2 separate regions of the Homo sapiens genome follow, and region 1 is linked to region 2. Evidence: chromatin contacts called from ENCODE Hi-C or POLR2A ChIA-PET data. All regions are on one chromosome and are shown on one strand. Each heading gives the region's core, a stretch centred on a gene start or an enhancer-like site at or near the end of the contact. The rest is flanking DNA. Distances are from core to core; before and after follow the strand shown.

Evidence for each region. Hi-C counts contacts between places; a loop is a spot of excess contacts on that map. ChIA-PET counts read pairs that join two places held with the same protein, here RNA polymerase II (POLR2A). Pooled maps may share reads with other maps.
Region 1: a pooled map shows a loop between it and region 2 (3-fold over the local background). The contact joins two enhancer-like sites. A Hi-C loop is called at or near these places in 2 of 168 maps with a recorded cell type or tissue (endothelial cell of hepatic sinusoid and left ventricle myocardium superior) and 7 of 50 pooled maps. POLR2A ChIA-PET finds 5 or more read pairs at or near these places in 4 of 52 experiments (MCF 10A, OCI-LY7, T-cell and 1 more).

The regions. Positions count from the first base shown.
Region 1 is chr1:117,756,769-117,761,145 of GRCh38, reverse strand. No RefSeq gene overlaps it. Among named protein-coding and RNA genes, the nearest start is that of TENT5C, 150 kb to the right of the region's middle. Within about 2 kb of position 2,530, at least 6 of the 41 ENCODE cell types and tissues checked have a DNase peak (open chromatin) inside an H3K27ac peak, as active enhancers do.
Region 2 is chr1:117,652,240-117,656,251 of GRCh38, reverse strand. No RefSeq gene overlaps it. Among named protein-coding and RNA genes, the nearest start is that of TENT5C, 48 kb to the right of the region's middle. RefSeq lists enhancers at 1-41, 192-261, 1,080-1,239. Within about 2 kb of position 2,056, at least 11 of the 41 ENCODE cell types and tissues checked have a DNase peak (open chromatin) inside an H3K27ac peak, as active enhancers do.

The sequences.
Region 1 (4,377 bases), core at 1,281-3,780, 100 kb before region 2:
TAAACCTCATTAACCAACCTCTGCTAGCTTCAAACTTTTCTTCTGCAGCTTCCTCACATCTCTCAGCCTTCATAGAATTGAAGAGAGTTAGGGTCTTGTTCTGGATTAAGCTTTGGCTTAAGGGAAATGTTGCGGTTGGTTTGATCTTCTATCCAGAACACTAAAACTTTTTCTACATCAGCAGTAAGGCTGTTTCACTTTCTTATCATCTATGTGTTCACTGGAATAGCACTTTTAATTTTCTTCAAGAACTTTTCCATGCCCCTGGGCTGGCTTTATCTGCTGAGAGGTGGAGGCCTGGAGAACTGCGTAGCCCTCTGTAGCCATTTGCAGCAGCCCTTGTAGGAAGGGAGAAACGGTGAGGTGGGGGAAGGGCTAGATTTTCTGAATCTCATTGGCCTGGCTCCTGAGCCAGAGGTGGGGTGGGGTTGGGTGGAGAGAGAAAGCAGCCACAGCACACATTGCTGAGCCCAGATGGTGGATTCATGAGAACCATTTAATTGCCCACAGAGAGAGGACATCTCACTTTGGCAGAGGACAGGCTAATCAGAAGCAGCCCCCAGCCTCTCCTCCCTTCTTCTCTCCCTCCCTTTGTGAATTCAGCTTGATGGATACAAGGAAAGGCTCCAGCACTTTGATACCTAGCCACACTGCCCAGCCTCAGCATGGGACTTTCCGAAACAACTCAGGGATTTTTTTTACTGGGAGGAGGGAAGGGAATTTCCCGTGTAAGCTCACCTTGGCCATGCCCCCCCACCCATCATGAACCAAACTAGCCCAGCTCTCCCTACACCCAGCCAGAAAACTTTTTTTTTCTTTGTGACAAAAGGATTCATGCTGGGAATACTCTCTTAAAAAAAGCAAGTGGGATTAGACACAGCTTGGGGTTCAGGAGGTAAACAGATCAGGTTGCCAATGAAATAAGTCAGGCATCTATCATTTCACAGAGTGCCTCTATCATATAAGAACTGCATGACCTCAGGAAAGCCAAATAACCACCATGAGGTTTAGGTTCCTCCTCTACAAAATGAAGATGAAGATACCTACCTGATGGGACCTGAATGGGATGCCTGGTGCTCATTCAGGGCATTATTTTCCCTCCCAGGCTGATGGGATGCTAAGACCAAAGATTAGGCTCAGTTTTATAGTCCTCCTCGGCCAAAAGTTGTGTTGTTCAATATATAGATTTTTCTGCCACCTCCTTTACTATCTGGTTCCTCGTTTTGTTTTTTCTACTGTGTCAATTCTATTATCCTTATTATTCCTATGATTTTTATTGTAAAGTCTTTATAATCCAACCAGGATGGTTGATTGAAAGGACAGGTTGAAACCACAGTGGATTTTGTAACACCAGATGGGCTTCTGAAACATGTTGCATGCAAATTGTCATCTTGAGCAGAGAATCATATTTAAATATGATTCAAATAGGACTAGGTCTGGTATGGTCCAGCTTTTTTTTTTTTTTTTTTTTTTAACCTTCAGCAACTGACAGGTGTTTTCAGAAACTTCTAGTCCTGTCCCTGGGACCCTGCTATTATTCTTTGACTGTGGCCATGGGACTCCCCCACCCCCAGCCATTCCTCAGAAAAAAAGATGGCTGAGAGCCCCTCCCCTCTCCTGTCGACATGGTGGCAACCTAATGCCTGAAGCGATGGTCTCTATCCAGTCCCAGAACATCATTAGCCCCCTTTTCTCATTGCTGAGATAGGTTTGAAGGCTGGACTGGTGAGAGTGAGGTGGGGAAAACAATATATATCTTCTTTTCTCTCTAGCTCATCCACTTACTCCCACATTCCTTCTCTCTTAAAGTGTCCCTACCCCTCTGAAGCCTGGGAAGAGGATTTGAAGTGCGCTCCAGAGTAGTCATCTATCGACTTGACCTTCAGCCTCAACCTGCCAGAGCGAGTGTGGACGGGGGCAAACCGGCCCATACCAGACCTGGTCCTGGGATCACAAGAGCTAGGTTCTGTTCCAGCCCCAGCCTCACAAACTGTGTGCTACCGGAGAAGTCACTTATCCACTGTGTGTGCTCACTGTTTGCTTAACCCTCAAATCAGTGGGAAGACAAATGACTCCAGGCTGTCCAGGGAAATGTGGGAATTGAGAGTGGCCACTAGGTGGCAGTACTCAGAAAGACACGGTGCGGGAGCCCCTGACAGACATGAGGGCTCTGAAGCGCTTTAGCCTCAGAGACAGATGCCCAGGTTCAGCCTGAGGAGAAAGCCGCGACTTCCCTCGCCCAGTAAACGCATTTACCCTTCCGCGCCCCCTGCTGCAGCCGTGGGAATCGGTGCACGCCCCTCCTCCTCCCTCTCCGGCTGACCGTAGGCATCCTTTAAGACCCTGGTGAAGCTCTCCCTGACAAAGCCTCTCTCCCCACTTCTCAGGGCGAATCCTTGTCACCTCTGTCTCCCCGCCGTCCTTAATCCACACCTTGATCAGGACACCACTCTAGAGAGCTATCATTCCCCTGTCTGTCTCCCTGTGAAGTTCTGGAGAGCAGACATCAAGTTTCCTTCACCTCTGTCTCCCCAGTGCCCGACATGGGACTGGCACAGTGCCTGCTGCTATGTATTTGTCTTCCGGATGAATGAGTTCATGAATAGAGCTTGAGAAGATCAAATTAACCCCTTTGCAATGACTTTCGATCTCCTTTTTTTTTTGGTAACTCAGTATTGAGTTATGCTTTTCTTGATTTTGATCAGCAAATATTACTTTGGTGGGGTTTTAAGCATCTCTTAGCTGTGAGTCTCTTGGTTCAAACAAAAACCTATGACAACCTAAATATATAAAATGAATAAAAGTAGAGCTACTTGATTTGAAGCTGGGTGGGAAGGCCTGGAGTCTATACTGCTCCTACCTCCATCCCCTGGTTGGTTAGGGAAGCCCCCCCTTAGAATCTGAGGGCTCTGTAAACAAGTTTTTTAAGCACCACCTTGGTTGTCGTATCAGTTCTTCTTCTATTTATCTCCAGTTTCCAGAAAAGCTAAATGCCTGGGGAAGGACTGAGTTTCTTGAGGGCAGGAGCTGTGTTTCCTATCACAAGGCAGCCAGGGGGACAGTGCATTCAAAGGGTGTTTGACTCGCTAATGAAGTTGAGTTGAATTATAATAATAGGGTTCAAAGACGAATATTGCTTTAGAAGTTGGAAAGAAGTGGCCTTTCCTGGCTTTCCCCCAAAGGAGACATGGGAAGGTGACTAAGGAGCTGGCTGGCTTGACCATCACCTCTGAAGGACTCCTGAGTTAAGTCGTTGTAATCTCTGAATCAGAGGGGCCTAGGAGTGGCCAAGTGGTCAACAGCTCTTGCTTCAGAACTGGATGATTCAATCCATGCTGTAGCTTCAATTTATCTGTGTGCTCCACTGGGTTAGTGTAAGGCAATGCAAATACTGAAAGCTCCAATAAATCACTGTTATATTGAAAAATCTTAGTTAGAAGGTGCTACTGGATTGAGCTAGGCTGATCAAGGAAGTCTTCCTCTAGCATTTGTGATGGAGAGCTCACTCCTGTGAGGGGCAGCATGGGCCATTGCCAGAGGGGACTCCCTTATAGTCAGCCTCTATCTTCAACCTCATCTCTGATGGCTCTTCCCCTCTCCACATAAATGTGCTCAGGTCTCTCAATGTCCTTAAAAAAATTCCACCCTCAACTGGCACCTCTTTATAAATCTGTCCTTTCTTCACAGCCAAGAGTCTTGATAGACCAGCCCATGTTCTGTCTCCACTTCCTCTCCTCCCGCTCCCCCTCAGCTCCCTGCAATCTGGCTTGTGTTCTCACCACTCCATTGACCTGCTCTTGACTGGATCAAAACTGCCCTGGTATTGTGAAGTTCGATACTTGAACACTGATGGCTTTTTACTTACAACTCTTGCATTTATTTTTCATGCCAACTCTCTGCTGGTTTCTTTCCTCCTTCTTTGGCTGCTTCTTCTCAACTTTCTTCTCGGTTTGAGCCCCAACGAACCCTCCATCTTCTTTTCATTTTATCCCAGCACTCTCCCTGGGCCATCTCATCCATGTCTTCAGTCACTAATATTATCTTTTACGTTATCATCAGCAGTAGCATCAGGCCTTTTTGCTTGTCTCCTGTATCCAATTCATAGCAAAATCATGTCAATTCTACCTCCTAAAATCCACCCCAAACCATCCCTCTTCTTCATCCTCTTGCCACTTCGTAATTTATGCCTGGTCTCTTTTAGACTTCTGATGCACCTTCAGCACTGGTCTCTCTACTTTCAGTTTTGACCCTGTAAAATTCACCCCACATGATGCCACAGATCTAAGATATAAATTAGACCATGGCACTCAATCAATTTAAACTTTTCCATGGTGTTCACTGCCTACAGAATAACATCCAAGCTCATTAGTAGCAAGA
Region 2 (4,012 bases), core at 807-3,306:
GCAGCACAGTGCTTCAGAGCCTGGGCTCTCAAGGTTCCAGCTGAGGTCCAGCTTCAAATTCTGCCTCTAGCTCTTGGGGCCTCTGGGTCCTGAGAAGTGCCCAGCCCCTGTGTGCCCATTGCCTCATCTCGCACGTGAGGAGGGTAACCATTCCCAGCCAAGAGCTACTATAAGTATTAAATTCCAAAAGCAGGAAAAGTGCCCTGCACAGCACTTGGCACCCAGGGGGTTCCCTTTGCTCTTACTACTGAATTGTCCAGCATGCCCCAACCCATGGCAGGCGCTCAGTAACTCTGATTTCCTTCCATCCTTCCTTTTCTATGTGGTCAGAAGAGTGGTGTGACAGAGAGGCCCGGTGCTGGGAATCCACGTTTGCCCTGCTGCCAACTTGCTGTGTGGCTTTGCGCAGCTCACACAAATGTTGTAGATCACTAAAATGTTGCTTATAAAATGAAGGGGTTAGTCTAGATTCAGTGTTCCAAAACCCTGAAGGAACAAACTCTGATGTGATGAGAATCTCTCAGGAACCTGGTAAAACATCCAGCTTCTTGAGAAGATTTTTAGAGATTCCCTTAGAATTCTGGAGACCTGGAATGGGCTGAGGTTAGAATTTGTCTTTTAAATGGGTACTTTGGGCGATTCTTGACATTAAGGTGGTCAAGAGCTCAATGAGCTCGAAGGTCCTTTAGAGCTGTAAAGTCCTGAATGCTCTGGTCCCACAATCCACATCAAGTGTGTGTGTGTGTGCGTGTGTGTGTGCACGCGTGTGCGCGTGTGTGTATATGTTTTGAGAGGGAGAGAAGTTGTGTCTCCGGACTGATTTAACTGTCAACTGGGCACTCGATTTCAAAAAGATTTGAGGCTGTTAGCTTGACGTTGCATGATCATCTCACGTCCTGGCAGCCAATCTGCAGGGGTGAGCTGTTTGTCGCTTTCTCCTGACTCATGTTTGCTTATCTCCAGAAAACTCTGCACCTTCCAAACGGGCACTGCCCCAGGGCCTGCAGCTGGAGTGTCCCAGGCAGCCATTCTCGTAGGCAGCGCTTTCACAATTTTCTAGAAAATTCACCATTTTCCCAGCCCCACTCAGCATGGGTAGGGGCTCCACCAGGCCATGTGTGAGGGAGTCAGCAGCCAGAATGTGGAGCCCAGAGGCGGGAGGGGGCAGGGGCACACACCAGAGGCAAGAGGCTGAGCTGGTAGGGGTGGTAAGAGCACTTGTCTTTGGAATCAGAAGCCTACTCCCTGAGTCCCAGATCTGCCAATTACAAATTGCATGCCTTGGGCAAATTACTTTACATGTCCAAGTCTCAGTTTCATCATCTATAAATTATCTGTGCAGAAGGCACTTCTGAGAGTTCAATGAGATCATGGCCAGCCTGTATAGTAAATAGTGAAACTGACCCAGCTCACAAGTGGTTACCATCTCCATACAGCATTGTTTCCCAGTTCTCTTGAAAGCTACACCTGCGTACCACCAAGTTTCTAGACTAAACCCAGTTTTTTTCAGACACATAGACTGTGGAAATGCAAATACTGTAACATCCGGAGAGCACTGTAAGTTACCCTCCCTTCCTGCCTGTTTTCAGCCTTATCAGTAAAATCACTGAATCCCCTAGGCCTCAGTGCCCAGCCTCAGGGTTTGTTGAGAGAGGGAAGACCCAGAGGGCAAGGGTAAAGATTGACCCAGAGACTCAGAGGGTAACAGAGCTGTCCTGGGCTCAGGGAGCTGCAGGTGGGCTCTGCAGGGCATTGACCGTGTGCTTGTGCACCTCTGGGTGTGTGTGTGCTTTCCTTTGTATGTAATTAGTTGTAAATGCACATATTGGTATGTGTGTGTAGCAGGTGTCCACACTGTCTGGGTGTATGTGACCCTACAGAGTATTTTTTCTCCAGAAGTCTCCTCCCTAGCTCATCGAATTGAAGCCCACACACTAAAAACGGGAGGCTGTGGTTTTGATTCTGGCTGTCCCCTAGTCCCTGCCTATCAGGCTACACGTGGGGACTGCAGGCCCCGTGGGTGGCTGAGGAAATGAGTGGGTGAGTGGGCCTCGTTGTGGGTACTCCGCTGCCTCTGCCAAGCTCCCTAGCCTCCTCCCCCTCCCCCTTCAATTCAACAAGGCTCTCACTTGCATTATTCCGTGAAGCCTTATGAGAAACCTGTACAGACACTAGCATTAAAGAGCCAAAGATTGCCAGAGCCGAAAGAGATCTTAGAGATACATAGTCCTACTTCCTACTACAGAGGAGGAAACTCTAAAGCACAGAGAGGTGAAGTGACTTGCCCAAGGTCACACAGCCAGTTGCTGGTATTCTCCTTTATTCATGGACGAGCATTTGTTTGCATTCCTGCTATGCATCTGGAACTGTGCCAGGTGCTGGAGAAGATGCCAGGAAGCCTAACTCAGGTCAGGAGCCAGAGGAATTATTTAGGAAATGACATTTAAGCCATCACTTCCCAGAAGGGTGACTGACAACAACTAAGTCGGAAGAAAGGCCCACGCAGGGGAAACTCTGCAGGGAAGGGCTCCGAGGTTTGAAAGAGCTTCACATGTTCAAGGAGGACAGGAGCGAGGGTGTGAGGATGGGGAGATAAGTAGAGGCCAACTCGTGCAGGGAATGTGAATGTTATCCCACACACTGAGGGAACATGTAAGCTGGGGAGGGCAATAGTTTTAAAAGACCATTTTTCAAGAAGACACTGGCGGGAGCAGGAGCAGAAGTAGAGATGAGCTCTGTGCTGTTCCTCCTGTGCTGTCACAGGCAGGCACAACCTCACTACACCTCACAACAGCCCTAGGAGGGGTGCTGTGTGCCCTCTTCTTCCAAGAGGCCAGGGCCTGCCTAGATGCCGCTCAGCTGGCAACCTGTGGAGCCAGCACTCCAATTTCACACTTTTGCCTGCTAAGCCTTAGTCCCTTTTCTTTAAATTGTCTCCCATTTACTCTTCAGCCCCCTGGGATAGGGCTTTGTCTCCTCTGCTCCCTGCACCTGACTCTACAAAGTCACAGTGATGTGCGGCATCCATTCGCCTGTCTGTACAGGACTTGATGCTGCCAACCGCTCCTCCCCTGGCTCCTAGGACATTGCATTGTCCTGGTTCTCCACCCGCCTCTCTGTCCACTCCTCAGCCTTCTCCGGTTTTTCCACCTTTGCTAATTCTTCCTGGATAGATGCTCCTCAAGGAATCTGTCCTGGCTGACTCTTGCTTGCTTGGGTGCTTTACACCACAGAGGAGGCTCCAGTTACCATCTCCTCACTGTGATTCCCAGTTGTCCATCCCTAGCCGGCCTCCTGGTCTGGAGCTCTGAAACTATACTGGTAATTATCTGCATCCTCTTCTGGAAATCAGCATGACCAAAGACCCCAGACCTTCTATCCATGTTTTCTTCTCTTGGTTAATGACATCACCGTCTACCAAATTTCCCACTGCAGAAACGTATTCCCACGCCTCTCCCTACACATCATTTCTTCCACATCTAATCTGTCATATGTCATCCAATATTACTTTCTAAATCCTTTTTCAGTCTTTCTTTCCCATCCCTATGGCTACTACCCTAATTCATGTCCTATCAACCTCCTTGGCAAGGTATACAGGGCCCCAGGGGTGAAACTAGGATGAAGGGGCCTATGCCCATTCATCATGGCCTGTCATAACAGGAAGCCAACTCAGAGGCATCAGGCCTTCTTCCAGAGAAAGAATGTCATCTCTGTGCAGGGGTGGCTAAGAGAAGGCCAGCTCTCCCTAACCCAATGAGACCAGCATGTGGGTTTGCACAAATCTGTCCTGGGTAGGTCTCCCTGCCCCTCTCTCTCACCAATATGGCACTTCCCTCCCCAAAGGGACCCATCACTGCCAGCCATGCCCCATCACATATTCACACAACTCACGGTTGCTTAACCTGGTGGACAGATTCTAAGATGGCTCTCAATGCTCCCTGCCTCCTGGCATGTAGGTCCCTTTGTCTGTCTCTCTGTTGACTGTGGGCAGGACCTATGACTTGCTTTTAAC